Regions from separate parts of the Homo sapiens genome. Here regions 1 and 2 are each linked to region 3. Evidence: read pairs that join two places in POLR2A ChIA-PET (ENCODE). Cell type or tissue: K562. All regions are shown on one strand. Each heading gives the region's core, and the rest is flanking DNA. Links, peaks and the distances in the headings are about the cores only.

Region 1 (10,752 bases), core at 2,050-7,049, 94 kb before region 3:
TGGCATGCATCCTGCTAGACGTTTTTCAAATACAAATATACATAAGTTTATTTGTTTAAATCATGCTGCAAAGACTCTCAAAATCTGCATTTTTCACTCAACTCTTTCCAGTTGTGTCTGCTACACAGGTATTTCCCAAATTGGCTCCACAGAACACTAGGACCATTTTGCTATTAATTGGGAGTCTTCCACGAACTGTTTGAGATGCATAGGCTTATGCCAACTTAAATGGGCTGCTTTGCTGAAGGACTTCTTGGAGTCTCTAATTTACTAATGTGTGTTCTGAATCATCAAGCAGAGACTGGCACTTCTTAAACACATTTCACCATGAAATCCCTTGAGGGATCCTCTTGGGGCTTGAGTCTATGGAACATCATGTAGGAAATGCATTATTCATCATGGCTGCAGAGAAGCCAATTGCATGCGTATGCCATGGTTTATTCCAGCATCCCTCAATGGATGAACATTATTATGGTTGTTTTCAACTTACTGCTATTATAAATAACCCTGTTATGATGAGCATTCTCATACTTCCATCTTTTTTTTTTTTTGAGACGGAGTCTCGCTCTGTCACGAGGTTGGAATGCGGTGACGCGCTCTTGGTGCACTGCAATCTTCACTTCTGGGGTTCAAGCCATTCTCCTGCCTCAGCTTCCCGAGTAGCTGGGACCGCAGGCGCCCACCACCACGCCCGGCTAATTTTTTATATTTTTAGTAGAGACAGGGTTTCACCATGTTGGCCAGGATGGTCTCAATCTCTTGACTTTGTGATCTGCCTGCCTTGGCCTCCGAAAGTGCTGGGATTACAGGCATGAGACACTGCGCCCGGCCACATACTTCCATCTTTGTTGTACAGAAACATTCCAAGGAATAGGACTGTTGCTCATGTTGAAGACCATTTTAAACTCTCAGGTTCTAGGCTACACATGGCTCTTGCCCCAGCTCCTTATTTAATCCTTGCATGCTAGGGAAGGGGTCTACCTCATTAGCACAAAAGGAGGCATTGAGGAGGATGGGAAGTGTGGTCTGTGAGTCTTTATCCATTTCTTGAGCACTTGTACTACACTGGGCTTGGGGATTGTAGTGAAAAATAACTTTTCTTGGCCTATCATAAACAACACTGTAATGAACAACTATTATTTTCCAAAGAACCATTGCAACCAGAGAGTGAAACCACATTTGGGGTGCAGAGAATCTGTTCCTGGGTCACCTATGAGGCCATACAGCCCTGTAGCGCCCCTAGGTGCCTAGCAGGGGGACGGAATCTGTACAATCCCTGAGGTGCTAAAGTGCAGAATGAAGCTTCCCTGTTTAAGTGGGAATACAGTAAGCACATCACAAGCATAGCTCAGACATGGGCAAGACTTACCACTTATGTCTTCCTCCATATTCTTCCCTTTGATCCTCACAACACCCTTGTGAAGCAGGGAGTATAGACTTAAGTTCATTCTACAGATAAGGAAACTAAGGCTCAGGGCAGGAGACTTGCCCAAGGTCGCACAACTAAGTAATGGGGAGAAACTAGACTCCAGTGACACCACTCCATGCCTCTAATCAACATTATCACCTGATGAACTGCACATTACTGTCAGCAAAGAATGCATTCCTTCCTTTACAAGGGGCTTTGTCAACATGGGATGTAGGACCCAGGTTTTTTATTTTTTATTTTTTTTAAGAGACAGGGTCGGCTGGGCGCAGTGGCTCACACCTGTAATCCAAGCACTTTGGGAGGCCGAGGCAAGTGAATCACCTGAGATCGGGAGTTCGAGGCCTGCCTGGCCAACATGGTGAAACCCCGTCTCTACTAAAAATACAAAACTTAGCTGGATGTGGTGTCCCGTGCCTGTAATCCTAGCTACTCAGGAGGCTGAGGCAGGAGAATTGCTTGAACCCAGGAGGAGGAGGTTGTGGTGGGCCAAGATTGAGCCTCTGCACTCCAGCCTGGGCGACAGAGCAAAAATCCGTCTGAAAACAACAACAACAACAACAAAAACAGGGTCTTGCTCTACCCATGCTGGAATGCAGAGGCATGATCATAGCTCACTGCAGCCTCAACCTCCTGGGCTCAAGCCATCCTCCCGCCTCAGCCTCCTGAGTAGGTGGAACTATAGGTGTGCTACCTCCACACCAGCTAATTTTTAAATTTTTGTGCTGGGCAAGGTGGCTTACGCCTATAATCCCAGCACTTTAGGAGGCAGAGGCGAGCAGATCACTTGAGGTCAGGAGTTCAAGACCAGCCTGACCAACATGGAGAAACCCCATCTCTACTAAAAATACAAAATTAGCCAAGCGTGATCTTGCATGCCTGTAATGCCAGCTACTCGGGAGGCTGAGGCAGGAGAATCACTTGAACCTGGGAGGCAGAGGTTGCAGTGAGCCAAGATCGTGCCATTGCATTCCAGCCTGGGCAACAAGAGGGAAACTCTGTCTCAAAAAAAAAAAAAGAAAGAAAGAAAGAAAAAATTTTTTGTAGAGATGGGGTCTCGCAATGTTGCCCAGGCTGGTCTCAAACTCCTGGCCTCACGTGATCCCCCGGACCCGGACACTTTGATTGGGAGTGGAGGAAAGAGCCCAAAAGGTCTGGAGCCTGTGGCCTGAACCTCAAGGCCACTCCTGGCTGTGTGTGTGTTTTCTTTGGTGGGGAGGTGGGGTGGAGAAGGGAGGGAGGAAATGAAAAGAGAGCTCTTCAGAGAGGAGCAATACAGTCATAAATAGGTATCACTGTCAGGGAGCAGCTCTTATTCATCTTTGCATCCCCAGCGCCTTGCACATAGTAGATGCTCCATGCAGGCTCCTAAACTGAAGACATAACCCCCAGCCCCTGGGATGATCTCTCCCGTGCTCAGTCCTGCATGGAGACCTGTGTGTATTCTCTTCTTGGCTCCCCTCACACTCATCCTAACTTCTCTTGCCCCATCTTTCTCCACACTCTCAATCTCCAATGTCTGCCCCTTCTCACTCCCCTCCCCTGCCAATCACTGAAACGTCAATTAATTGAGACTCATGTCCCTTAGAAACAAACTCAGGTCTATAACTGAGGGCTCTAGCTAAGCAATTCTTTGATCTCAAGGACTCTTTCTAGCTGGGGCTCTAGACCGTATTTAAGTATTAGGTTTCTTTTGAAAATCTAAGCAAAGGTAGAGATCCCAGGAAAATACCCACCCAGCAAAGATGTGCCTTCGGTGTCAGGAGTTCACGTCTGGACCTTCTGAGAGCTGTGGTTGGGAGAGGCTGTCCTGGTGGACAGTGCAGTCCATACCCCTGTGAGGCAGCGGGTTTCTGCAACCTTCCCTCTGCGTGGGAGACTACTCGGGATTTGTCTCCCACACAGCCAAAGGCTTGTCCAAAACTAACAGGTCCACCATCCCTTATTCTCAATTTCAAAATCCCTGAACTTCTGAAAACCATATGATAAAACAAGTTTTATCATAACACATTTGACTGCAGAACTTAACCTGACATGAACTTATTTGGCAACAAAATGGCCTCCAACTGACGCAAGGCTATTTACAGCCTTTATTTACACCATTTAGTGTGTGAATATTCATGGACTTTGCTTAAAAATATTTATGTGTTTACCAGGTGCTGCCCCAGATCCTGCGGTGGGTATTTCATAATATACAGTGTGCGCACCATGGCTTTTTTCTAAACGGTGAAAAAATCTGAATTCGGAAACCTATCTGGCCCCAAGGGTTTCAGGTAAAGGACTATGAATCTGTAGCTATAAAAATTTCTCCTAAAAAAGTTCACAGGCTGGCTGGGTGCGTTGGCTCACGCCTGTGATCCCTGCACTTTGAGGGGCCGAGGCAGAAGGATCGCTCGAGCCCAGGATTTCAAGATTGGCCTGGGTAACATAGTGAGACCCTGTCTCTACAAAAAAAAAAAAAAAGTTAACTGGGCGTGGTGGTGCGCACCTGTAGTCCCAGTTGCTCGGGAGGCTGAGGTGAGATCGCTTGAGCCTGGGAGGTTGAGGCTGAAGAGAGCTGTGATCATGCCACTGCACTCCAGCCTGGGTAACAAAGCGAGACCCTGTCTCAAAAAAAAGAAAGAAAGAAAGAAAGAAAATCATTCACAGGCTTATGAGCAAAAGAAGCCAGGGAACAAATGGGCACCCACCGTATGATTCCATTTATATGAAGTTCAAGAACAGGCAAAGCTGATTGTTGGTGGTAGATCAGAACAGCGATTACCTGTCGGGGGCGAGACTGATGGACAGGAGGGAGGTGAGGGAACATTTTAGGGTGCTGGAAATGTTCCGTATTCTGATCTGGGTGGAGATTGCATGGGTACATACATATGTAAAAATTTATCAAGCTGTACAGTAAAGATGAGTGTGCTTTGCTGTGAGTCTGTTATACCTCAAAATAAAAGTAAAAATAAAACTTACGGGAATACATTATCTCAAATTAAGCAATAAGAAGCTGCTCCCTTGGCACTCCAACCCACCCTGCGATATCTTCTAACTTCCCAACAAAGCTTAAATTAAAATGATCTTAATATAAGTTTGGCTTTTCTTTAATCCCCAGAAATGAGTTTAACACAAAGTCACTTTTAATGAATATTTTTTAAACTCTGACTTGCCCTCAAGAAGAATCCATCCCTGGAGCAGATCTTTGCTTTGAAAGTGCTGCAGGATAGCACCCAGGCCTGGTTCCCTTCACCCTCTCCACTCTCAGCACCGCCACCAGGAAGGATGTCTCCTGGCCCCACTGCCTCCAGGACGGCTGCTGAAAACATACCAGCCAGGCGGCATGCAGGGACCCAGGCCTGGCATCCTACCCGATGTGCTGCAAGTCAGAACTTGCACCCAACAATATCCTGTAATTGCATCTGATTAGCTGGAATTTGGAATCTGTACTTGAGAACAGCAGGGCACAGGAGACTCCTTGATTAAACAGGTCAGAGAACCATACGCTGCTAAGAGGAACGGGGGAGCCTCTTCCCGCAGCAGACTCATTGCTCAACATCTGATTGCACATGGCCTTGTCCTTTGACACTCACTCCCACAACAACCCTACCCCCACCTTCCTCCCATTTCCTATCTGGGTCCTGGAGCTCAGCCCACTGGGGCCTTGCTTCTCTCTGTGGCTCCACTCCTGACTGGGTTCAGCCCACACGCCAGCCTTCCCCCGCTCCAGCCACAGGGCTCTGGTCTGATGGCCTCAGGCTGTCCTCGCCTGCCTCAGATCCTTTGAGGAACAATTCAGGGTATAAACAAACCGACTTACTTGGACTTTTTCCTCATCTTTCTAGCACAGTGCTGTCCAACAGAACCTTCCATGCTGATGGAAAGATTCTATATCTGCTTTGTGCAATGTGGTGGCCACTATCAACATGTGGCTATTGGGCACTTGATGTATGGCTAAGTGTGAACGAGAACCATATTTTTTATTTTTATTTTTCATTTTTAATTATAGCTGGGCATGGTGGCTCACGGCTATAATCTCAGCACTTTAGGAGGCCGAGGAAGGCAGATCACCTGAGGTCAGGAGTTCAAGACCAGCCTGACCAACATGGCAAAACCTCGTCTCCACTAAGAAATACAAAAATTAGCCAGGTGTGGTGGTGTGCACCCGTAATCCCAGCTACTTAAGAGGCTGAGGCATGGAATTGCTTGAACTCAGGAGGAAGAGGTCACAGTGAGCTGAGATGGTGCCACTGCATTCCAGCCTGGGCGACAGAGTAAGACCCCTGTCTCAAAAAAATAAGATAAAATAATACAATGCAAATATTTGTGGCTATTGGCTACCACACCGAACAGTGCAGCTCTAGAGAGAGGAAAGGCATGGGACTTAACACTCCTTTAACCTAACCTAGTGGCCTGGTGTCTCAGGAAGGTGTTTTGTCTGCTCTTTGAAGATACCCAGCCCTCATCTCTCCAGCTCCCAGATCTGTCTTCTTGTAGAATAACTGAGCATTTTGTTAAGCTCCTAAAATGTGTCAGACATTTTGCAAATGGAACCCAGATGTACTGGACCACCTGGAGGCTCGTCCCAGCATTCAAAAAAGGCTGAGATTCCAACGCTGCTTAGAAAGCACCATAGTAAGTCTCTCCTAAGAGTCTCTTGGGGAAGCACAGAGAGGAAATTTTTTCACAAAACACAAGGGGCTTCTATCCCTGCCCAAGTCCCAGTCCTCAGCACAGCAGTTCAGCTTCTCTCCTCCCACACCCCAAACCTAGTTCTGTTGCTGTCTTCTTGCTCTGTCACTCAGGCTGGAGTGCAGTGGTGTGATCTCGGCTTACCACAACCTCTGCCTCCTGGGTTCAAGCAATTCTCTTGCCTCAGCCTCCCAAATAGCTGGGACTACCAGTGTGCACCACCGTGCCTGGCTCGTTTTTGTATTTTTAGTAGAGATGGGGTTTCACCATGTTGGCCAGGCTGGTCTTGAACTCCTGACCTCAACTGATCCGCCCAGACCAGGCTGGTCTTGAACTCCTGACCTCAACTGATCTGCCCGCCTCAGCCTCCCAAACTGCTGGGATTACAGGTGTGAGCCACCACGCCCTGCCTTCATCTTTTCTTATTCAAAGAAATTTGATCTACTCTGGATTTTGCTCTGCCTCACCTCTCTTGAAACAGCATACAAACACGCCAGCTGCCACCCTTCCTCCTTGGCAGGAGAAAGAAGACAGAAGTGGCAAATACTTAGTATGTAACTCTTTCTCCTTTTAACCCTGTTACACAAGGTCGTGATTATCCCCAGTTTACAGATGAGGAAACAGTGGCACTCACTAGTTTAGGGCACACTGCTAGGGAATGGAGAAATCACAACACAAGCCCAGAGCTGTCAGACTCCTGAACAATGTCCTATGCCATCTGTCCCCACTCTCTGATGATAAAACCCCTACCGATGGCTGATGACTAAACCAATCCGCATTAATTTAACCAGCTACCTTGGGCTGGGCGCGGTGGCTCACGCCTGTAATCCCAGCACTTTGGGAGGCCGAGGCGGGCAGATCACAAGGTCAGGAGTTCAAGACCAGCCTGGCCAACATGGTGAAACCCTGTCTCTACTAAAAATACAAAAATTAGCCAGGCATGGTGGCACATGTCTGTAATCCTAGCTACTTGGGAGGCTAAGGCAGGAGAATGGCTTAAACCCAGGAGGTGGAGGTTGCAATGAGCCAAGACTGCGCCACTGCACTCCAGCCTGGCGACAGAGCAAGACTCTGTCTCAAAAACAAACAAAGAAACAAAAACCTGCTACCTTTAGAGCTCCTGGATTACTCCACCCCAAGGAAATTGTTTTTTAACCAGGAGAAAAAGACTTGACCCAAGAAGTGACTCAGGATCTCAAACCCAAATTTCTCAATCTGGACTTCAAGGCTTAGCAGGGCATGCTTAGCCTCCTCGCCTGTCACCTCCCAGTTGTGACAAGGTGAGCCTGTTCTCCAACTCATACCAACTCAGCTGTCCACCCAACCCATAGCCAGGCCCTCCCTACTACTAAGCAGGATGATGCTTCTCTCCCCCTTTTAAAATCATGATAAGCTGGGTGTGGTGGCTCACTCCTGTAATCCCAGCACTTTGGGAGGCCAAGGGTGGGGGGTGGATCACCTGAGGTCAGGAGTTCGAGACCAGCCTGGCCAGCATGGTGAAACCCCATCTCTAGTAAAAATACAAAAAAATTAGCTGGGTGTGGTGGCAGTTTCCTGTAATCCTAGCTACTCAGGAGGCTGAGGCAAGAGAATCACTTGAACCTGGGAGGCGGAGGTTGCAGTGAGCTGAGATCGCGCCATGGCACTCCAGCCTGGGCAACCAGAGCGAAACTGTGTCTCAAAAAAGAAAGAAAGAAAGAAAGAATCATGATAAAATACACATAATATAAAATATGCCATTGATATCATTTTTTGGTGTACAGTTCCGCAGCATCCACATTGTTGTGCAACTATTGCCACCATTCATCTCCAGAACATTTAAGCTTCCCAAACTGAAATTCTACACCCATTAAACTGTAACTCCCCATTCCCTGTTTCCTCCGGCCCAGCCTCTGGCAGACACCATTCTACTTTCTGCTTCTATGGGTATGCGCCTCATATAAGTGGAATCATACAGTATGTTTTTGTCCTTTTGTGTCTGACTTATTTCACTTAACATAATATCTTCAAAGTTCGGAAGTTCTGTTTCTGCTTTCCAGGTGTGGTGGCTCACGCCTGTAATCCTAGCACTTTGGGAGGCCAAGACAGGCAGGTTGCTTGAGGTCAGGAGTTCGAGACCAGCCTGGCCAACATGATGAAATCCCCTCTCCACTAAAAATACAAAAATTAGTTGGGCGTGGTGGTGGGTGCCTGTAGTCCCAGCTACTTGGGAGGTTGAGGCATGAGAATCACTTGAACCCGGGAGGTGGAAGCTGCAGTGAACAAAGATCGTGCCACTGCACTCCAGCCTGGGCAACAGAGCAAGACTCCATCTCAAAACAAACAAACAAACAAAAAACATACCAAGTTTCTATTTTAAGCTGAATAATATTCCATTATGCAAATTCCTACTTTAAGCTGAATATTATTCCATTATGTGTATATGCCATATTTTGTTGATCCATTCATCTGTTGATGGACACTTGAGTTGCTTCTACCATTTGATTATCGTGAATGATGCTGCTATTAACATGAGCATATGAATATCTGTTTGTGTCCCTGCTTTTTTTTTTTTTTTTTGAGACGGAGTCACGCTGTCGCCCAGGCTGGAGTGCAGTGGCGTAATCTCGGCTCACTGCAAGCTCCCCCTCCGGGTTCACGCCATTCTCCTGCCTCAGCCTCCCGAGTAGTTGGGACTACAGGCGCCCGTCACCGCTCCTGGCTAATTTTTTTTTTTTTTTTTTTTTGTATTTTTAGTAGAGACGGGGTTTCACGGTGGTCTCAATCTCCTGACCTCATGATCCACCCGCCTCGGCCTCCCAAAGTGCTGGGATTACAGGCGTGAGCCACCGCACCCGGCCGTTCTTGCTTTCAATTCTTTGAGGTATATAACCAGAAACTGAATTGTTGGATCATATGGTAACTCTCTTTAAGTTTTTGAGGAACCACCATGCTGTTTACTACAGCTGTTGCTCCCCTTTCAAGCTCATCCCACACTCCTCTGCTGCTCCCCTTTCAAGCTCATCCCACACTCCTCTGACATCTCCTACATTAGCTGGCATATTAGCTGTCGCACTTTAAAATGTGATACTGAACTCATTTCTCCTAACCCAAGGGTCTGGAGGAGACTCAATGGTGACGTGCCATGGGGCAGGTTTTGACCTGGTCCATTTCAGTGTTTGTGCTAGAAATTCTAATAAAAAGCATGTAGGTCTGCTAATCAAATATAAAGATGTTGCAAGATGAGAGGTCTACCACACGCAGAATGAAGATTTTAAAATACTGTGACAGGCCAGAGTGATGAAGCTATAAAAATAGCTTTTTTTCATTGAGTGCCATGATAGACCAATTGCAATGCTAAGTTTATTTCCTTTATATACCATTCATTGAAAGATCACAACTCTTTAAGATCAGAATTTTTTTTTTTTTTTTTTTGAGACAGGGTGTCATTCTGTTGCCCAGGCTGGAGGACAATGGTATAATCACGACTCACTGCAGCCACAATTCCCGGGCTCCAGTGATCCTCCCACTGCAGCCTCTTGAGTAGCTGGGACTACAGGTGCACACCATGATGCCCGGCTAATCTTTTTTTTTTTTTTGTAAAGACAAGGTCTGGGTTGGGCATGGTGGCTCATACCTGTAATCCCAGCACACTGGGAGGCCGAGGCGGGTAGATCACCTGAGGTCAGAAGTTTGAGATCAGCCTGGCCAACATGGCAAAACCCCATCTCTACTAAAAATACAAAAATTAGCTGGGCGTGGTGGTGCACGCCTGTAATCCCAGCTGCTCAGCAGGCTGAGGCAGGAGAATCACTTAAACCTGGGAGGTGGAGGTTGCAGTGAGCCAAGGTCACACCACTGCACTCCAGCCTGGGAGACACAGAGTGAAACTCTGTCTCAAAAAAAAAAAGAGAGAGAGAGACAAGGTCTCACTATGATTGCTGGTCTTGAACTCCTGGGCTCAAGCAATCCTCCCACATCGACCTCCCAAGGTGCTGGGATTACAGATGTGAGGCCTAGTTTACAGTTTTTATAATTTCATATAAATGAAATCATACAGTATGGACTTGTTAATTTTCATCTGGCTTCTTTACTCAGCATAATTATTTTGAGATATATCAATATTGTTCATTGTCATCGTATCAATACCTGTTCAAGTGGATCAGCAGGTTTTGTTTTGCTCAAATTCTATGGCATGGATATACTATAGTCGATGTATTCACTGTTGATGGACATTGGCTATTTCAAATAAAGCTGCTAGGAGCATATGCCTTAGAATGGACATATGCTTTCATTTATCTTGAGTAAATATTTTGGAGTGGAATGGCTAGGTCACATGAAAGATATATCTTTAACTATTTTTTAGGAAACTGCCAACTGTTCCAAAGTGCCTGTTCCATTTCATACTCCCACCAGCAGTGCTGGAGAGTTTTAATGCTCCACATCCTGGTCAATACTTGGTGTGGTCAGTCTTTTTAATTGTAGCTATTCTAATAGATGTGTAATAGAACACTTTTTTTTTTTTTCTTTTGAGACAGAGTCTTACTCCGTCACCCAGGCTGGAGTGCAGTGGAGTGATCTTGGTTCACTGCAACCTCCGCCTCTTGGATTAAAGTGATTCTCGTGCCTCAACCTCCCAAGTAGCTGAAATGACAGGCATGTGCCACCACATC
Region 2 (10,752 bases), core at 3,694-8,693, 100 kb before region 3:
GCACCCTCCATTACACCCAGCTAATTTTTTGTATTTTTAGTAGAGACTGGGACTGGGTTTCATGTTGACCAGCCTGGTCTCGAACTCCTGGCCTCAGGTGATCTGCCGGCCTCAGCCTCCCAAAGTGCTCACACCTGTAATACCAGTACTTTGGGAGGCTGAGGCAGGCAGATCACTTGAGGTTAGGAGTTTGAGACCAGCCTGGCCTACATGATGAAACTCCATCTCCACTAAAAATACAAAAATTAGCTGGGCATGGTGGCAGCTTCCTGTAATCCCATCTACTCGGGAGGCTGAGGCACGAGCTTGAACCTGGGAGGCGGAGGTTGCAGTGAGCCGAGATCACTCCACTGCACTCCAGCCTGGGCAACAGAGTGAGACTCTATCTCAAATAAATAAATAAAATAAATTTAAAACTATTTAAAGGGGAGCCATTTTTCTTCAGTTAATAACATTAAAAAGACTGCATTGACACACTTAAACTCCCAGGACGCTCAGTTCTTTAGGGATGGACTACATGGCTGGTATCATCACTTACAGAAGTATTTTGAACTCGATGGAGCTTATGTTAAGAAAAAAGTTTATGTTTTTTATTTGTATCTTTTAATCCCATTTTTTCACAAACTTTATGAAGTCCCCTCATACATGCACAGTCATAGAAATATACATAATCATAGGTAACCACTCCCCTCACTCTGGACATGTAAGCTGGTCCTAATCTTTCTCTACTGTGTCCAATGCTGCAGTGAATATCCTCTATAGAAATGCTAAGGGCAGGTTTTAGTCACGGGACTGGGGAGCACACACGGGAATGCCAGTGCCTGGGAGCAGAGGGGCAGTGAGAAGACAGTGTCATCCACCAGGGAAACCCGAAGAACGTGGAGACCGAGGGCACCACAACCTTCCGGGATTGTACAACGTGGCCTGCAGCTGGCCCTCACTGAGTGGCACGTGAGATGTGACAAGCAGGTGCTGTTTGCTGGGTAGATTAACTGCATGAGTGCCATCTTCCCTCTATAAAAATCGCTCACATTCTGTGACGGATCGACAGCCTGCACTGTTGCCTCTGAGAGTGAGCTGTGCCCACAGCCCCCACGGGCGCTCCTGTGCACCGCTGGGACATAAAAGCCCACACCCTGGCCACAAGTGCCAGGGCAAAGTTTGGCCTGACACGAAGGCAGACATTTATGGACTGGATATGCGGGAGAGGTAGCCCAGCAAAAAGACTGCCCAGTGGAGACCTTCTACACTGGACAGTGACTTACCAAGCCCATCAGACTGTCTCTCACGGGGCTGCCTGAAAACCAGAGGACCACAAAGTGGGCCACAGGCAAGGGCTACATAGGAGAAGGTAGTGGGCAGAGGCCAGGAGGTGGAAGCCAGGAGGTAGCAGAAGACATCAGGCAGAAAGGATCCATAATTGGCCTTGGCCTGAGCCTCCAAGGACTCCAGAAAGAGGTTCTTCTCCTCCAGGAGGGCTGCTCTTTGTCTGCTGAGGCCCTCCCCGGCTTCCCACCCTGCTGCTTAGCTTTACAATAAAGCCTCATCACTGGAGCAACCAGAGTGGGTCTGTGCTCCCTGCAGCCTGCAGGACCCTCACTGCACATGTGCAAACAGCACTTCACAGTTTACATGGTGCTTTCCCAGGCATTCTCTCATCACAACAAACGTGGGAGGGAGAACACCTTATCCTCATGTAATAGATGAAGAAACTGATGTTCAGAGAGGATATGAGTCCATTGGCAGGTAGATTAGAGAGGAGAAACTCAGAACCAGGTTTGCTGACCTCATGTCCAGGCTGTTTTCATCACACTGAGTGGTCTCCCTTTCCTCCCAGAAGAGGCCTTCACTGTGCTGTGCTACCACTGCCGCTAGCCTTCTCTGTTTGAAGGTGAACTGGCCTTAGTTGCTTCATGTGTTTCAACTTGTCTACTGCAACTCAAATGTGGTAATGCATGAGGGCTTGGTAGTAACATAATGCATGATGGCTGCATAGGTTTTCTGTCCATAGTGTCCAGCACTTGTGAGCATACGGTAGGTGCTCAATAAGTGCTGATGGTTCCAAATGCAGTTTCGCAAAATGTAGAGGTCCAAATCCCACCCTCCGAGTATGGATTAGGATTCTCTGCAGATTCGAAGAGCTCCCCTAGGAGTCTGATCACATTCCAGTTTGAAAATCACAGAGAGAAAGGATGCTTATCCAGCCCCCTCAACTCTCAAAAACATAGCCATGAACCAGGAAATTAGCAAAGATATGTAAACGAGCAACCAAACTGAACCTTATAAATTCCATGCATAAAAGCTGAAGCATCCGAGTCTTCAAGAAACTGCTGTTCCCTCTCTCTGTACCTATAAACCTTTACTTTATATGTAATTCTAAGGAGCTTGGTGAGTTGGTTTCTTAGTCCACAGTTCACTGGAAGCGTGCTTAGGAACAGCTATGAGAAACTGCAAGCTGAGGCCAGGCATGGTGGCTCACACCTGTAATCCCAGCACTTTGGGAGGCCGAGGTGGGTGGATTACCTGAGTTCAGGATTTCAAGACCAGCCTGGCCAACATGGTGAAACCTTGTCTCTACTAAAAATACAAAAATTAGCTGGGTGTAGTGGCACGTGCCTGTAATCCCAGCTACTTGGGAGGCCGAGGCACAAGAATCGCTTGAACCTGGGAAGCGGAGGTTGCACTGAGCTGAGATGGCACCACTGCACTCCAGCCCAGGTGACAGAGCAAGGCTCCATGTCAAAAAGAAAAAAGAAAAAAAGAAAATTAACTGTGTTGTCAAAAGGAGCCCAGCCTTCCCCTCAGTGCTCTGGCATCGCCAGCTGTGCTTGCAGTGATTGCTTCACCACACTCCACGGACAGGGTCCAACCTTCCAACTTGTGTGCTGCATAGTAGTTAACAGCACAGATTTTGAAGCCAGGCTTGCTGGGTTCAAATCCTGGCTCTGCCACCACTGAGTTGTGTTTATTATTCAATTCTGTATGCTATCAGGGTGTGGTGGTTCACATCTGTAATCCCAGCACTTTGGGAGGCTGGGGTGGGAGGATTGTTGGAGGCCAGGAGTTTGAGACTACCCTAGGCAACATAGTGAGACCCCGTCTCTACAAAAAAATATAACAACTAGCCAGCCATGATGGCACGTGCCTGTAGTCCCAGCTTCTCAGGAAGCTGAGGTGGGAGGATCACTTGAGCCTGGGAGGTCAAGGCTGCACTGAGCCATGACCGCACCACTCCCCTCCAGCCTGGGCAACAGAGTGAGACCCTGACTCAAAACAAAAACAAGGCCGGGCACGGTGACTCACGCCTGTAATCCCAGCACTTTGGGAGGCCGAGGTGGGTGGATCACGAGGTCAGAAGTTCAAGACCAGCCTGACCAATATGGTGAAACCCTGTCTCTACTAAAAATGCAAAAATTAGCCGGGTGTGGAGGCACTCACCTGCAATCCCAGCTACTCGGGAGGCTGGGGCAGGAGAATCGCTTGAACCTGGGAGGCGGAGGTTGCAGTGAGTGGAGGTTGCGCCACTGTACAACAGCCTGGGCGACAGAGAGAGACTCCGTCTCAAAAAAACAAAAACAAAAACAAAAACAAAACAAAAACTCTGTATGCTTACCTGTTCCCTTACCCCTTATTCCCCAAAGTGGGGTCCAACAGGACCTGGAAGCTTATTAGGGAGGCAGAATGTCAGACCCAGAGCAGGTGAATTAGGATCATTACTGTAAGACGTTTATGTGCACATTGGAGTGTGAGAAGCCCGCAATAAATAATGTTAAATGAATGAAATTGGGCATTCTAATACATGAAAGTCCCAGGAGCATCAACAGGATAGAGAAGGGTGTGGGAGCAGAGGGCTGGCCCTTGAGGGAAGGAGAGGAGCTTGATATAAAAAAAGAGAAAGTGCAGGAGGCTGAGCACTCAGAAGGACTTGGCTCAGCCACTTTCCCAGCTGGATTCCTTGGGATTCAGTGTCCTCATTGGTGCAATGGAGTGGCTGATGCCCACCTTGCAGAGCTGTGAATAGGAGGGGAGATAAGTACAGAAGGCACAGCACAGGAAGGGCCCTCAGGCTGTCACAGTGGCAGGCTCACACCCTCACCCAAAGCCCTGGGGCCAGAGCTTTGCGGTTTCAGAAAGTTCACCCGATGCATGTGCTGACACTACATAACACTCCAGCAGGGTCTGGGCAGTGCCCTTAATTAAACACAGCAAATTTCTGCAGGAAAATGCCTGAGCAGTGAGAGACAACGTAAAGATTTTTAAATAACCTCACACCAGGTCAGGTCAGGTTTGTGGCCAAATGAGTTTATATCAAACTTGTAGGGGGGAAAAGAAGTCTGCTTTTTTAGAGCTTTTGGTTTTTAGAATTGCAGATCAGGGAGTGTGAAGCTGAATGACAAAGGAGGAGGGGCAGCCTTCGATGGGGATGGTAAGGAGATCCCACCAAGCTTAGCAGGGGATGCAGGAAGGGCTGAGTGGTTTGCCTGCAGGGGCAAGTCCACATGTAGAAGGAGGGGGCAGAAAGCATGCCATCAGCAGGCCAGGTGCGGTGGCTCACGCCTGTAATCCCAGCACTTTGGGAGGCCAAGGCGGGCAGATCACCTGAGGTCGGGAGTTCGAGACCAGCCTGACCAATATGGACAAACCCCATCTCTACTAAAAATATAAAATTAGCCAGGCGTGGTGGCACATGCCTGTAATCCCAGCTACTCGGGAGGCTGAGGCAGGAGAATCGCTTAAAGCCAGGAGTCAGAGGTTGCAGTGACCAAGATCACGCCATTGTACTCCAGCCTGGGCAATAAGAGCGAAACTCAGTCTGAAAAAAAAGGGAAGGAAGGAAGGAAGGAAGGAAGGAAGGAAGGAAGGAAGGAAGGCAGGCAGGCAGGCAGGCAGGCCATCAGAGGCCTTTGAGACAGGAGGGACCCTGCCACACGAACAGTAGGAAGTCACCAAGGCTAGGGTCTGAACAGGAGTATGACCTAATCAAAGACAGAGAGCAACAGATTTGTCAGGCTTGCAAACAAACAGGAAGAGGGCATCCTAGAGTTACCCCATCCCCCGGCCCTACTTGAATTTCTGAGCCTGGGAGGAAGAGTGGATGCACCTCACATACACACGGCCCTCACCAAAAACACACATGAAAAAGGCTCTCATGTTCTATCAGACTGTCAGGGGCAGCCCATAGGGCCTTATCTACTACATAGGCACATGTAAAATTATAATGTATTATAGCAAAAAATTAACATAATTCAAATTTTGTGTGCCAGATGCCATGAACATGTTCTTTTTTTTTTTTTTTCTGGTCTCTAATTCTTACAGCAGCCCTGTGAGGTATGAATCCTTGTTCTATTTTACAGAGGAGGACATGAAGGCTCAGGTTGCCCAAGAAAGTCCAGGGTCACATGGTTGATTCATCTAAGGCCAGTGCCTGAGTGCCCTCCATTGAACAACACTGCTAGGCCAGAAGTCACTGAGGATGACTGAGGCCAAGGCAAGAAAGGGACAAGTCAGAGGGCTGAGATCTGGAAGACAGAGTGTGTCCTGCAGCCTCAAAAACCCCTGATTCACTCTTCGGCTCTCCCCTCAACCTTCCTGTACCCTTATGCTTTGGGTGTATCTCTTGTAAACCCCAGAGTTGGGATTTGTTCTTTATCCATTCTGACAATCTTTATATTTTAATAGGAGCATTTAGTCCATTTATATTTAATGTAATTACAGATATATATGGAATTAAATCTACTCTGTGCTTGCTATTGATTTCATCTGTCCTATGTTCGTTTTTCTCTCCTTTTTTCCCTTTCTTTTGGTATTAGGGTTTTTTTTTGTTGTTGTTTTTTATGTTTTTCTTTTTGCTATTGAATTTTCCCCTCTATTAGTTGGGAGGTTATATGTCCTTTTCTGTTTGACTTTGCCCTCAACTCAATTTTTTGAGAATTAAGTGAGTGTGTGTGTGTAAAGTGTCTTGTACCACTAGTCCTATAGCTTAGGATGGTGTTAGGCAGGCCTGGGTTAGAACCCTGACTCTGGCACGTTCTAGCTGTATATTCCTTTTAGCTGCTTTCCCCTAAGCCTCAGTTTCTGTATCTGTTAAACATGGATGATGGAACCCAATACACAGCTTATTGTGACACTTTAGTGAGCTTACAGGATACCAAGTGTTCTGCCTAAGAGCACAGAAAAAGGGCTCAACAAATGCTTGTCCCCTTCCCCTCTCCAGACTTTGCCTTTCTATGTCCAGGAAGAATTGGCCCTGGATGGAAGCTGCCCAAGAGCCTAGCTGCATAGCTTGGCTTGACCGCAGGAAACCTTCCCAGAAGAAATCTCTCTGGAATGAGATGTTCCCAGGGTACAAATGGTCTGTAGCATCATCAGTGGACAGCACAGCCTCAGTCTGGGAAGTGGGAGGTTGCTGGGAAATTCTGCTGAAATGGAGGAGGGATGGAGTGTAATGATTGGTATCCCACGGGAGACTAAAGAAGTGGAGAGGATTGCCCAACAGTGTGTGTGTCTCCAGCCCTGCCCGGGAAGAGGGGCCTGACTGGAGAGTGGCGGCCTCCTCTTCTTGGAGGCAGGTGTGTCCTCTTGGAGAGCAGAGCAGTGACTCACCAGACTGCCACAGCTTGTTATAAATATCCCCTGAGACACCTAACTCCCTCGGCCCTGGTTCTATATTAGCACAAGCTGCGCTCCATTATTCCATAATTAATTAGGTTTCCTAGGCACCTCAAGACTGGAAGAGGGTGTCCCAACCTGCTGTGGACACAAATATTACAAACTACATGGCAGCCGCGACCCCCAACTGTGAATCGAAAAACGAGTGCATGTGCGCTCCCTCTCTCTCACTTTCTCTCTCTCTCTCACTCTCGCTCTCATCTATTTACCTATTTACAAATCAGCTTTGGGTGAATTTTGCAAGATGAGGGCCAGCCAAATGTCCCCTGTTTGAATAATCCTAAAATTTCAGAGACAGATCCAGTAATCCAAACCAACCTCACTCTCATTTACTTAACCCCTTTGGGGAAACTGAGGCCCCAAGAGGGGATGAGGATCCATACCTCAGAATGAGACCAGCAGTGGCTGGGTGGGAACTCAAGGCTCCCTGCCTTCCCATTGCTTCAACTCTCAGAGCCCCGGTTTTCTATCTGTGCACAGGGGTAAGTAACAGTGCCTGCCCTGAAGGAAGACGGTCAGGAGCATTGAATGGAGGAGAGTGAAGGTGCTCCTGAGTGGCAGCCCAGCCCATGAAAGGCCTACAGAAGTACGAGGTGTCTTCATCTCATCCCTCCTCCATTTTTTCTCTTCCCTGACCAAGATCTTTCTCTGCATCCTTCCATTATACCTGGCAGTGGATACGCATGAAAGATTACGTTAGAAATTGGATTTCATCAGAAGCAACTCTAGGCTTCAGTAACAACAATAGACACCATCTACTGAACACCTACCATGTGCTGGTCAGTTCCCCATACATCATCTCATTTAATCCTCTAAACCCGGGCTGTCTAATATGGCAGTCACTAGCCATATGTGACTATCAAGCACTAGTACAACTGAGGAAATACATTTTTTTTTTTTTTGAGACAGAGTTTTGCTCTTGTTGCCCAGGCTGGAGTGCAATGGCACAATCTCGGCTCACCGCAACCTCCGCCTCCCAGGTTCAAGCGATTCTCCCGCCTCAGCCTCCCGAGTAGCTGGGATTACAGGCATGTGCCACCATGCCCGGGCTAATTTTGTATTTTTAGTAGAGACAGGGTTTCTCCATGTTGGTCAGGGTGGTCTCAAACTCCCGACCTCAGGTGATCCACCTGCCTCGGCCTCCCAAAGTGTTGGGATTACAGGCATGAACCGCTGCGCCCGGCCGGAAATGCATTTTTAAAATTTTATTTTAAATTTAAAAACTGATAATTCCATTATCAGAAGACTTTTAAAACTTTTAAGTATGTTTGGAACAACTTGGGTATGTGAAGCTACTGTTTCCACTCTACATTTTGTGAATGCCTAACTGCACATCAAGTATGTCCAGGGAAAATTTAGTGTCCAAATTGGGATGCGCTGTGAGCTTAAAATCCACACTGGTTTAGAAGACTTACCATTAAAAAAGAGAATGTGGGCTGGGTATGGTGGCTTATGCCTGTAATGCCAGCACTTTGGGAGGCCGAGGTAGGTGGATCATCTGAGGTCAGGCATTTGAGACCAGCCTGGCCAACATGGTGAAACTCCATCTCTACTAAAAATACAAAAATTAGCTGGGTGTGGTGGCGGGCACCTGTAATCCCAGCTACTTGGGAGGCTGAGGCAGGAGAATCACTTGAACCCAGGAGGTGGAGGTCGTAGTGAGCTGAGACCGCGCCATTGCACTCCAGCCTGGGCAACAGACTGAGACTCCATCTCAAAAAAACAACAACAAAAAAAGAGAACAAATGTGAAATATCTCATTCATTATGTTTTTCATATTGATTAATGCTGATGTGACAATAGTTTGGATATTTTTGGTTAAATAAAGTATATTATTAAAATTAATATCATTTGTTTCTCTTTACTTTTTTAAGTGTGCCTAATAGAAAAATTTAAATCACATATGTGTTGGAAAATCTGGTGAAATCTGAAAAAAGTCTGTAGTTTAATTAATAGTATTGTGCCAATGTTAATTTCTCAGTTTTGGCAAATGTGCCTTGGTTATGCAAGATGTCAACCTTAGGAGAAGCGGGTGAAGGGTTTACTGGAACCCACTGTACTATCTTTGTAGCTTTTCTGTAAATCTAAAATCATTCCAGAATGAAAAGTGTAAAATACCCCCCCATTACAAATATAATTACATTACATTTCTATTGGAGAAACATGTAACTCTATTATATTTCTTTTTTTTTCTTTTTTTTTTTTTTTTTTTTTGAGACGGAGTCTCACTCTGTCACCCAGGCTGGCATGATCTCAGCTCACTGCAACCTCTGCCTCCTGGGTTCGAGCGATTCTCCTGCCTCAGCCTCTTGAGTAGCTGTGATTACAGGCGCTCACCACCCTGCCTGGCTAATTTTCGTATTTTTAGTAGAGACGGGGTTTCACCATGTTGGCCAGCCTGGTCTCAAACTCCTGACCTCAGGTGATCTGCCCACCTCAGCCTCCCAAAATGCTGGGATTACACATGTGAGCCACCATGCCCAGCCCGACTCTATTATATTTCTATTACAGAACCTAAAATAGTTCTTTGTGTAAGAGGTATCCTCATCTTATTGATGAGGAAACTGGTGCTCAAAGAAGTTAAGTAGCTGGGTTTTGGACCCATCTGTTTACTGTGAAGCCCTTTTACTTTCTGCAATAGTCCCTTCACTTCTACCTCAGTGGCAGGCACCCACTAGATCTGAGAATTTTCTTGCTGTGGCCTCTTCAGAGGGCACTAGTGTGGGTACGTGGACCCCCTTGCTGTGGTGGGCAGGGGCTAAAGATGGAGAGCAGAGGCAGGAGAATCTGGTGGGTACCATTCATGTGGGACCAATTTGAGGTCTAAGGCTGTAGGATAAAGGGGAAGGGCTGGTAGATTCTTGCATTCGATCGACTAGTTGGTTTCTTTGATCTCTGCCTGACTTTGGAAAGGATCTTAGGAGCATCTGCTGTTGTCGCAAAGAAAAAATTGGCAGGGCTGACAAAGCCTTAGATTCACAGGCACCAAAGGGAAAAATAATGGTGCCACAGGGGTAGAGCCAGGGACCTGTGCATGTCCTCGTGTAGGAAAAAGGCAGGAGGCAGCAGGCAGCAGGCAAGCTCTGTTTCCAAGGTGCCTCATTACACTTCCACCCCTCTAACTTCATACATGGGAATTCTCCTTCCCGATGTAGAAAACCTGCCTCCTGACCTGCAGCCACACAGCTCGGTCACCACAGAGCTAGGCAACCCCATTCCTGTCTAGTCCTTCTTTTCAACATGGTCCTGAGACTGCTCCCAGTTCCAGCCCTCCCCAAGAGCAAGAGCACTGTGCTTGGAGTCCTGAGTACCTGTCTCTCTGCCAGACCTGCCCCCTTCAGCCTAAAAGGCCTCTGCCAGCCAGGGCACGACTCTGCTGCATCCAGAGGGGCCAGAGCCAGCCCCGCCAGCAAGCAGCACACCGTCTGCGGCCAGCCGCCCACCACCTTCCCACTTCCAGATGTCTCAGAGGAGCCCTGGCTGCCTTGGAGCCCGCATGGGCAGCCCTGTCCTGACATGCCCCTGCCCCTTTGCTGCCCTGCCTTGCACTCTGTCTCGCGGCGGCCAGATGTGCCGGCTTTGGTGCTGGCGGCTCTTAATGAGGTCCAGATGTGCAGCTTGGCCCGGGCCAGCAGCGGCTGCTACCAAAGGAGAGGGAGGCCCTGTGAGGGAGCAGCCAGGCTGCAGCTGGCCGCGGCGGTGCTGGAGGAGGAATGCTCTGGGAAGGATTCCCACTGGAATGTGGGCTCTCGGGATGTCTCTGCCTAAATAAGGACCTAGCTTCTTCTTGGAGCTGGAGGCCCCAGCTCCTCTAGGTGCAGCAGCACTATGAAAGTGTCTTCAGCTGTCCCTGGATCCTTTTCTTGACGGCTGGCTTTTTTTTTTCTTTTTTTACTAATTTTAAAAGTTATATAGAGCCGGGCGTGGTGGCACGTGCCTGTAATCCCAGCTACTTGGGAGGCTAGGGCAGGAAGATTGCTTGAGTCCAAGAGTTCCAGGCTGCAATGGTGCTATGACTGTGCCTGTGAATAGCCACTGAACTCCAGCATGGGCAACAGAGTGAGACCCCATCTCTTGAAAAAA
Region 3 (10,752 bases), core at 981-5,980:
AAATCCAGAACCATCCATGGATGCAAGATGTTCTCCTGCCCCAGGAAACTGCTGAGATCCACCTCCACAGCCTGTCGCCGGGGCCCAGCAAATAGCAGCCTTTCTGGCAGGTCCTCCCCTCTCTTGTCAGATGCCCGAGGGAGGGGAAGCTTCTGTCTCCAGCTTCCCGAGTACCAGTGACACGTCTCGCCAAGCAGGACAGTGCTTGATACAGGAACAACATTTACAACTCATTCCAGATCCCAGGCCCCTGGAGGCTGCCTCCCAACAGTGGGGAAGAGTGACTCTCCAGGGGTCCTAGGCCTCAACTCCTCCCATAGATACTCTCTTCTTCTCATAGGTGTCCAGCATTGCTGGACTCTGAAATATCCCGGGGGTGGGGGGTGGGGGTGGGTCAGAACCCTGCCATGGAACTGTTTCCTTCATCATGAGTTCTGCTGAATGCCGCGATGGGTCAGGTAGGGGGGAAACAGGTTGGGATGGGATAGGACTAGCACCATTTTAAGTCCCTGTCACCTCTTCCGACTCTTTCTGAGTGCCTTCTGTGGGGACTCCGGCTGTGCTGGGAGAAATACTTGAACTTGCCTCTTTTACCTGCTGCTTCTCCAAAAATCTGCCTGGGTTTTGTTCCCTATTTTTCTCTCCTGTCCTCCCTCACCCCCTCCTTCATATGAAAGGTGCCATGGAAGAGGCTACAGGGCCAAACGCTGAGCCACCTGCCCTTTTTTCTGCCTCCTTTAGTAAAACTCCGAGTGAACTGGTCTTCCTTTTTGGTTTTTACTTAACTGTTTCAAAGCCAAGACCTCACACACACAAAAAATGCACAAACAATGCAATCAACAGAAAAGCTGTAAATGTGTGTACAGTTGGCATGGTAGTATACAAAAAGATTGTAGTGGATCTAATTTTTAAGAAATTTTGCCTTTAAGTTATTTTACCTGTTTTTGTTTCTTGTTTTGAAAGATGCGCATTCTAACCTGGAGGTCAATGTTATGTATTTATTTATTTATTTATTTGGTTCCCTTCCTATTCCAAGCTTCCATAGCTGCTGCCCTAGTTTTCTTTCCTCCTTTCCTCCTCTGACTTGGGGACCTTTTGGGGGAGGGCTGCGACGCTTGCTCTGTTTGTGGGGTGACGGGACTCAGGCGGGACAGTGCTGCAGCTCCCTGGCTTCTGTGGGGCCCCTCACCTACTTACCCAGGTGGGTCCCGGCTCTGTGGGTGATGGGGAGGGGCATTGCTGACTGTGTATATAGGATAATTATGAAAAGCAGTTCTGGATGGTGTGCCTTCCAGATCCTCTCTGGGGCTGTGTTTTGAGCAGCAGGTAGCCTGCTGGTTTTATCTGAGTGAAATACTGTACAGGGGAATAAAAGAGATCTTATTTTTTTTTTTATACTTGGCGTTTTTTGAATAAAAACCTTTTGTCTTAACTCGTGGCTTCTAATCGTCTGTGCGGAGGCATTGCTAACCTGCATTTATTGAGCATTTGGTAAGTGCCAAAGAATTGTAGGAGAAAGGAATTCTCAGCCTAAATCTGGCTTCCTTCAACATTGGGATTTCTAGGATAGTCATCTTCCTGAAACGAATGTATGGTCAAGGGGTAGGACCAGTATTGTCAAAATTTGGGCAATATCTGGCATGGGAGGCCTAATAAAATAACCTTTTCCAGATTACAATTTTAAAGCTATGCAAATAGGATAGATGTGACAATTTTCAAGTGTTCAATAGCCATTTATGGCTAGTGGCCACCTCATATAAAACATCATTGCAGAAAGTTCTATTGGATGGGGCTGATCTAGAGATAACAAATACATACCTATTACCAAACTAACCCTTGAAGCTTTTATCAGTTGTCTGCCACTGATAGTAAAACATTTTGAGCATGTCCCCTTGGTACACGTGAAGTTTATTGAAAAACTATTGCCTCTATTACTCTCGGTTCCTGATTCAAGTTTCCTTCACCTTTAGTGTGAGGTTTAGTTTCTTTTCGAGACTGAGTCTCTGTCAACCAGGCTGGACCAGCTGGCGTGCCACTGCCAGTGGCACGATCTCGGCTCACTGCAACTTTCACTTCCCGGGTTCAAGCAGTTCTACCTCAGCCTCCTGAGTAGCTGGGATTACAGGCGCCCGCTGCCACGCCCAGCTAATTTTTGTATTTTAGTAGAGACAGGGTTTTACCATGTTGGCCAGGCTGGTCTCGAGCTCCTTGACCTTATGATCCGCCTGCTTCAGCCACCCAAAGTGCTAGGATTACAGGTGTGAGCCATCGTGCTCCGCAGCCTTTTTTTTTTTTTTTTTGAGATGGAGTGTCGCTCTGTTGCCCAGGCTGGGGTGCAGTGGTGCAATCTAGGCTCATCGCAAGCTCCGCCTCCCGGGTTTTAAGTGATTATCCTGTCTCAGCCTCCCGAGAAGTTGGGATTACAGGCATGTGCCACCAGGCCAGCTAATTTTGTATTAGTAGATACGGGGTTTCGCCATGTTGGCCAGGCTGGTTTGGAACTCCTGACTTCAAGTGATCTGCCTGCCTTGGCCTCCCAAAGTGCTGGGATTACAGGCGTGGGCCACCGCGCCTGGCCTAGTCTTTAACAATAGTATAATTTATTATGCAGCATAGAAAAAATAATAGAACAGTGTGGTGACACTAAAGTCGTGACCAGATAAGACCCAGTCTACAAAAAATAAGTGAAAATTAGCTGAGCGTGGTGGCATACACCTGTAGTCCTACCTATGCAGGAGGCTGAGGCAGGAGGATCGCTTGAACCCAGGAGCTCCAAGGTTGCAGTGAGTTATGATCACGCTATTGCACTCCAGCCTGGGCAACAGGTAACCCCACTTAAAACACACACACACACACACACACACACACACACAATAGTGGATGGGTAGAAATGTGAGTTTGACTTAAGGTTTCCCCCTCTGATGTGTTTGACAAAGGGCTAATATTGGGAGTAGGTGAAATGTTAGCTCTGCCATTTTCTTACTGCTTATTCTTGAATAATTAGTATTTTTAGTCCATGGTTTCTTTGCAGGGATCTGTTTAATAGGCCCTTTGTCCATTTTGTGTGAGTTTAGTTAAACTGGATGGCAAGACCCATGAATCCACTTTGTACGTGTGGCCTGAATACATCCTGATATTTTGAAAGCACACTGGAGTGCCATTGTCAATTCATATATTAAGTATTGGTAAATGTTGGTTTCTTGTTTCTTTATAAATATCCACAGTTATAATACTCCCTCCCTGGGGGTCATCATGCTCCCAACCCTCAATGCATCCACACACCCTTTGGACACTGGCCCATATGCACCCTCGAGGTTGCTGGAGGGTGCAGACTATAATACCCCTCACTCCTCATTGGGTTCTGGTGTATGTCTACCCTTAAGCTTAGACTAGATCCCATACCTCAGCTCAGCCCCCATGTGGCTATAAAGAGGAAGGAAGGATGTCTTGGTTCTGGGGGGCTGATTTTCTGAGGTTCCCCTTTTCTCTAATCTCTCCCATCCCCCACACAACATACACACACTACCAACATCTTGGAGCCTGAGGGTTGCATGCTTCGTCCTTTCCAGTAAAGCTGACACTTGGATAATTAAAAGTTGCCGCAAACTATTAACGAAATCAGGCAAAGCCCCACCCTTCTCTTTCTCGAAGTGAGTTTCTGGCAGTTTCCCCATCTAATGAGACTGCTGCGGGGGAATAGAAGAAAGTATCTCTGAATAAAGACAGATCGTGCTCCTGTTGGATGCAAGAGATTAAGAGTTTTAGGGGGAGGGTGAAAGGTCATATTTAATCTCTTCTCAGGGGCAGTTTGACATCTAGCGTGGAAAGGGAATCAGATAACCAATAAGTCTGCGGGGGATCAATGTCATGGCCAGAGGAATATAGAGAGCAATGGTTAAAAGCATTGACTTGGGAATCAGCCTTGAGCTTACTTATCTAGAAACCTTGGGCAAGTTATTACACCCTCTAAAACTAATCTCTAAACAGAGATACTCCTGGATTGGATTATTAGGAGACTGGGTTAAATAACAGATATACTTACATACAGAAAAACTACTATCTCCCGCTTACGGATGCATACACATGTAGCAAAAGTACAAAGAAGTACAGGGTGGGGTAGGGTGTGGTAGTTCACACCCATAATCCCAGCACTTTGGGAAGACAAGGAGGGATGATCACTTGAGCCCAGGAGTTTGAGACTAGCCTGGCCAACATGACAAAACCCCATCTCTACAAAAAAATAGAAGCATTAGCCGGACGTGGTGGTGCGTGCCGGTAGTCCCAGCTACTTGGGAGGCTGAGGTGGGAGGATCAATTGAGTCCGGGAGATGGAGGCTGCAGTGAACCAAGATGGCACCACAACATTCTAGCTTGGGTGAAAGAGCGAGACCCTGTCTCAAAAAAACAAAACAAAACAAAACAAACAAAAAAGTACAGGGTGATAATAAGTTTCCAGAGTCAGGGAAGTGGTTATTACCTTTGGGGAGAAGGGAGGGAGGTTGTGATTTGTGGAAAGAGACCTTCAACTATTTTGGCAATGCTTTATTCCATAAACTAGATGGTATGAGTAAGGTGTTTGTATTATTCTTTTCAACTTTTGGGTTGTTTTAAATGTTTTATGATAAACTTTATTTTTAAAAATTTTTCTCTGGCTGGGCGCGGTGGCTCACACCTGTAATCCCAGCACTTTGGGAGGCCGAGGCAGGCGGATCACAAGGTCAGGAGATCGACACCATCCTGGCTAACACAGTGAAACCCCATCTCTACTAAAAATACAAAAACTTAGCCAGGCATGGTGGCATGTGCCCATAGTCCCAGCTACCCAGGAGGCTGAGGCAAGAGAATCGCTTGAACCCAGGAGGCGGAGGTTGCAGTGAGCCAAGATAGCTAGCCACTGCACTCCAGCCTGGGCGACAGAGTGAGACTCCGTCTCAAAAACAAAAAAAATTTTTTTTCTTTGTTCTTTCTTTTTAAACATTTATTTATTTATTTTAGCTGGGAGTGGTGGCTCACGCCTGTAATCCCAGCACTTTAGGAGGCTGAGGCGGGTGGATCATCTGAGGTCAGCAGTTCAAGACCAGCCTGACCAACATGGTGAAACCCAGTCTCTACCAAAAATACAAAATTAGCTGGGCATGGTGGTGCATGTCTATAGTCCCAGCTACTCAGGAGGCTGAGGCAGGAGAATCACTTGAATCCAGGAGGTGGAGGCTGCAGTGAGCCACGATCACGTATAGCCTGGGCGACAGAGCGAAACTCTGTCTCAAAAAAAATATATATATTTATATATATAATATATAATATATATTATATATTATATTATATATTATACATAAATTATATATTATATATATAATATATAATATATAATATATATTATATATTATATATTATATATTATACATAAAATATATATAATATATATTATATATTATATTATATATTATATATAAAATATATATATAATATATATAATATTATTTATTTATTTTGAGACAGGGTCTCACTCTGTCACCCAGACTGGAGTGCAGTGGCATAATCTCGGTTCACTGCAACCTCCACTTCCTGAGTTCAAGCAATTCTCGTGCCTCAGCCTCCCAAGTAGCTGAGACTACAAGCGTGTGCTACCACACCTGTCTACTTTTTGTATTGTTAGTAGAGATGGGGTTTCACCATGTTTGCCAGGCTAGTCTTGAACTCCTGATCTCAAGTAATCCACCTGCCTTGGCTTCCCAAAGTGCTGGGATTACAGGTGTGAGCCACTGCGCCCGGTCCATTTTTTTTTTTTCTTTTGAGAGACAGATTTTTGCTCTGTATCCCAGGCTGGAGTGCAGAGGCATGAACTTGGCTCACGGCACCCAGGTTCAAGCGATTCCCCTGCCTCAGCCTCCCAAGTAGCTGGGATTACAGGGACCTGCCGCCATGCTTGGCTAATTTTTGTATTTTTAGTAGAGATGGGGTTTCATCTTCTTGGCCAGGCTGGTGTCAAACTCCTGACCTCAGGTGATCCGTCCACCTCGGCCTCCCAAAGTGCTGGGATTACAGGCACGAGCCACTGTCCTCAGCCTTTCACTTTTTCTTTTAATTGAGACAGGGTCTCACTACGTTGCTCAGGCTAATCTTTAATTCCTGGCCTCAAGTGATCCTCCCTCCTTGGCCTCCCAAAGTGCTGTGATTACAGGTGTGGAATATCATGCCCAGCCTATGATAAGCTTTTAAAAGTGATGAATATATTTGTGCGTATCATGTAGGAGGCAGCAGATGGAGTTATTACTGCCCTTGGCTGAGGGGATCTGGGAAGGCTTCAAAGAGGAGGTGGCATTTCACCTGGATTTTGAAGGATGGAGCCTTAGCCTGCTTCCCTGTAAAATAGGCACCAAACATGCAGATGGAGCAGAGAAATCTGGATGTGCTAAATGTTTTTCCCCCACTAGACCAGGAATCAGCAAACTATGGCCTGCTGCCTGAACTGGTCCCTGTACAGTTTTTGTACGGCTTGCAAGCTAAGCCTAGATTTTACATTTTTAAGTAGTTGAAAATCAATCAAATGAAGAATAATATGTTGTGATATGTAAAAATTATATAATACTTGGCTGGGTATAGTGGCTCATGCTTATAATCCCAGCACTTTGGGAGGCCGAGGTGGGAGGATTGCTTGAGGCCAGGAGTTCTGGACCAGCTTGGGCAACCTAGCAAGACTTCCATCTCTACAAAAAATAAATAAAAATTAGTCAGGCATGATGGCCTAGCTACTTGGGAGGCTGAGACAGGAGGATCACGTGAGCCCAGGAGTTTGAGGTTACAGTGAGCTATGATCTCACCACTGCGCTCCAGCACTCCAGCCTGGTTGACAGAGCAAGACTCTATCTCTAAAAGAAAAAGAAAAAAAAAGAGGCCAGGTATGGTGGCTCATACCTGTAATCCCAGCACTTTGGGAGGCTTAGGTGGGCGGATCACCTGAGATCAGGAGTTTGAGACCAGCCTGGCCAACATGGTGAGACCCTGTATCTACAAAATACAAAAATTAGCCCAGTGTGTTGGTGCCTGCCTGTAATCCCAGCTACCAGGGAGGCTGAGGCAGGAGAATTGCTTAAACCCATAAGGTGGAGCTTGCAGTGAGCCAAGATTTCTCCATTGCACGCCAGCCTGGGCAACAGAGTGAGACTGCATCTCACAAAAAAAAAAAAAAATATATATATATATATATATATATATACACACACACACACATTTGTACACACATATGCAACTCAATTGTCTGTGTTCATAAATAAATCTTGTCCATTTACATATTGTCTATGGCTGCATTTGTGATACGATGGCAGAGTTGAGTAGTTAAGACACTCAGTATGGCTGGCGAAGCTGAAAACATTTACTATCTTGTCCTTTACAGAGAAATTTGCTAATCTCTACACTAGATTATGGTCCCATTGACTCATTTTTTGTTGTTGTTGTTTTTTTGGGGTTTTTTTTTTTGAGACAGGGTCTTACTCCGTCATCCAGGCTGGAGTGCAGTGGCTCGATCAGGGCTCACTGCAGCCTTGACTTTCCAGGCTTAAGCAATCCTCCCACCTCAGTCTCCTGAGTAGCTGTGACTACAGGTGGGCCCCACTGTGCCCAGCTAATTTGTTTTTTTGTTTGTTTGTCTGTTTGTCTTGAGACAGGGTCTTGCAATGTTGCCCAGGCTGGAGTGCAGTGGTGCGATCACGACACACTGCAACCTCAACCTCCTGAGCTCAAGTAATCCTCTTGCCACTGCCTCCCAAAGTGCTGGGATTACAGGCATGAGCCATTGTGCCTGGTCTGAACTACATCTTTGATAACTCTTTTTTTTTTTCTTTTTGAGATGGAGTCTCGCTCTGTCCCCAGGCTGGAGTGCAGTGGCATGATCTCGGCTCCACCTCCTGGTTCAAACATTCTCCTGCCTCAGCCTCCCAAGTAGCTGGGATTACAGGCGCCTGCCACCACGCCTGGCTAATTTTTGTTTTTGTTTTGTTTTGTTTTGTTTTGAGATGGAGTCTCACTCTGTCACCCAGGTTGGAGTGCAGTGGCACCATCTCGGCTCACTGCAAGTTCAGCCTCCCGGGTTCATGCCATTCTCCTGCCTCAGCCTCCCAAGTAGCTGGGACTACAGGCACCCACCACCACGCCCGGCTAATTTTTTTTTTTTTTTTTTTTGGTATTTTTAGTAGAGACGGAGTTTCACCATGTTGTCCAGGATGGTCTCAATCTTTTGATCTTGTGATCTGCCCGCCTTGGCCTCCCAAAGTGCTGGGATTACAGGCATGAGCCACCACGCCCGGCCTGATAACTCTTAACCTAGTGCCAGGCATGTAGTAGTTCCTTAGTGATAATAGCTAACATACAGTACCTACTATGTGCCCAGCACTATTCTGCATGCTTTGCATGCATTAACTTATTTATCCTTAAAACAACTCTATGACACTATTGGAAAGTACAGGGGGAAACACTGTTATTTGTTTTATTTTATTTTATTTTATTTTGTATTTTTATTTATTTATTTTTTTTTGAGACAGTCTCGCTGTATTGCCCAGGCTGGAGTGTAATGGCGCGATCTCAGCTCACTGAAATTTCTGCCTCCTGGGTTCAAGCGATTCTCCTGCCTCAGCCTTCTGAGTGGCTGGGATTACAGGTATGTGCTATCACGCCCAGCTAATTTTTGTATTTTTTTTTAGTAGAGACTGGGTTTTGCCATGTTGGCCAGGCTGGTCTCAAACTCCTGACCTCGGGTGATCCACCCGCCTCAGCCTCCCAAAGTGCTAGGATTACAGGCATGAGCCACTCCGCTCTGCCTATTTTATTGTTTTAGAGATGAGGGTCTTGTCATGTTGCCCAGGCTGGCCTCAAAATCTTGGCCTCAAGCAATACTCCTGCCTCAGCCTCCTGAGTAGCTGACTGTACAGGTACATGCCACCTAGCCCGGCTTGATGCAGTTATGTATCCACATTTCACAGATGGGGATAACAGATGTGCAGAGCAGTAAATTTCATGTCAAAGGCCACATATTAGGTAGTGGTCAGGTCAGAATTTGGACCTAGGCCATCTGTGGTTCTATGGTCATCCAGACTCCGCGATCTTGGCTCACTGCAAACATTTGTGTGGATTAGCCACCTCAAGGTCCCTTCAGGGCCCAGGATCTGGAGGTGAGAATGGTTCTTCCCCAGACTCCAGAGTTGGGTAAGCCATTCTGTTCTGTGGAAATAGTCATTATGAACTCCTGTAAACTATCTTTCACTTGGGCCTGGCTGGGGAGGAAGAGTTGGAGGCTGAAAAGGGAGAAGAAAGGGGACCCGGGGGGGTTGGGGTGGGGCAGGGGCACATTTCTTGTAAATGTTGCTCAGCTCCTTCAACTGCTGTGCTGGTTCTTGGAAACCTTCACCACAAAAGACCTATCAAGAACAGTGTTAAAAAAGATATGGCCTCATCCCCCAGTTCATTTCCTGCCCAGCCTTGCACTACTAACCCCGATTGCCAAGAGCAAGGTTGCAGTGTCCCCTCAGCAGTGCTGTGGGAGGAAGTGCAAAAATAAGCAGAACTAGGGGCAAGACCAGAGGACTGTCTTTATTTTTATTTATTATAACAGGACATCCGATGTACAGAAGTGGATTCATCATAATCCTTGGCTCATCGTATATTCTCATCCTTGGTCCAAGAATGGTCTTTTGTTTATATATATATATATATATATATATATATATATATATTTTTAAATCGGAGTCTTGTCACCCAGGCTGGTATGCAATGACGTGATCTCGGCTCACTGTAACCTTCACCTCCCAGGTTCAAGTAATTCTCCTGGTTCAGCCTTCCAAGTAGCTGGGATTACAGGCGCCTGCCACCACGCCCGGCTAATTTTTTGTATTTTTAGTAGAGACAGGTTTCGCAATGTTGGCCAGGCTGATCTCGAACTCCTGACCTCAGGTGATCCACCTGCCTCGGCCTCCCAAAGTGCTGGGATTACAGGCGTTAGCCACCGCATCTGGCCCGTTATTATTATATTTTATCATACTGGGTAGTGAATCCACCACCCAGCTCAAAAAACAGAATATTAACAATGACATCCATCTATCTATATGATCCTCTCTTAGTCCATTTCTTACCTCCCCCAGATACAACCCACTGTCCTAAATTTTGTGTTTGGCATTCTCTTACTTTATATTTTATTTATTTATTTTGAGACAGAGTCTCACTCTTGCCCAGGCTGGAGTGCAGTGGCATGATCTTGGCTCACTGCACCCTCATCTTCCTGGGTTCAAGCGATTCTCCTGCCTCGGTCTCCGAAGTAGCTGAGATTACAGGCATGTGCCACCATGATTTTTGTATGTTTAGTAGAGACAGGGTTTCACCATGTTGGTCAGGCTGGTCTTGAACTCCTGTCCTCAGGTGATCTGCTCGCCTCAGCCTCCCAAATTGCTGGGATTACAGGCATAAGCCACCATGCCCGGCTTATTTATTTATTTACTTTGAGCTTGTCACCCAGGCTGGGGTAGTCGCGCAATTGAGGCTCACTGCAGCCTCAAATTCCTGGGCTCAAGTGATCCTCCTGCCTCAGCCTCCCAAGAAGCTGAGACACAGACATGTTGCCACCACACCTTGCTAATTTTTTTTTTTTTGAGATGGAGTCTTGCTCTGTCGCCTCGGCTGGAGTGCAGTGGCACAATCTAGGCTCACTGCAAGCTCCACCTCCTGGGTTCACGCCATTCTCCTGCCTCAGCCTCCCGAGTAGCTGGG

Evidence for each region. Peaks named below come from ENCODE experiments on the same cell type or tissue, not always from the same donor. Only the 100,000 strongest peaks of a DNase experiment are listed, where the experiment ranks them.
Region 1: POLR2A ChIA-PET joins it to region 3 with 8 read pairs; 17 of 35 experiments call an interaction of 5 or more read pairs at or near these places.
Region 2: POLR2A ChIA-PET joins it to region 3 with 5 read pairs; 19 of 35 experiments call an interaction of 5 or more read pairs at or near these places.

Annotation. Positions count from the first base shown.
Region 1 is chr6:37,078,666-37,089,417 of GRCh38, forward strand. No RefSeq gene overlaps it. Among named protein-coding and RNA genes, the nearest start is that of FGD2, 78 kb to the left of the region's middle. RefSeq lists an enhancer at 4,918-5,418. In K562, for the core only: no CTCF peak of the experiment used is centred there; DNase peaks (open chromatin) are centred at 3,246, 5,016 and 5,837.
Region 2 is chr6:37,067,789-37,078,540 of GRCh38, forward strand. No RefSeq gene overlaps it. Among named protein-coding and RNA genes, the nearest start is that of FGD2, 68 kb to the left of the region's middle. RefSeq lists silencers at 3,203-3,252, 3,303-3,352, 4,007-4,076, 4,305-4,599, 4,845-5,139 and an enhancer at 9,637-10,165. In K562, for the core only: a CTCF peak has its summit at 5,087; DNase peaks (open chromatin) are centred at 5,051 and 6,590.
Region 3 is chr6:37,173,997-37,184,748 of GRCh38, forward strand. PIM1 (Pim-1 proto-oncogene, serine/threonine kinase) reads left to right here. Exons shown (of 6, transcript NM_002648.4): 6 at 1-1,432. The coding sequence ends at 95. Among named protein-coding and RNA genes, the nearest start is that of PIM1, 9.2 kb to the left of the region's middle. RefSeq lists a cis regulatory region at 9,274-9,487. In K562, for the core only: a CTCF peak has its summit at 3,429; DNase peaks (open chromatin) are centred at 1,196 and 3,395; H3K4me3 peaks cover 1,540 bases.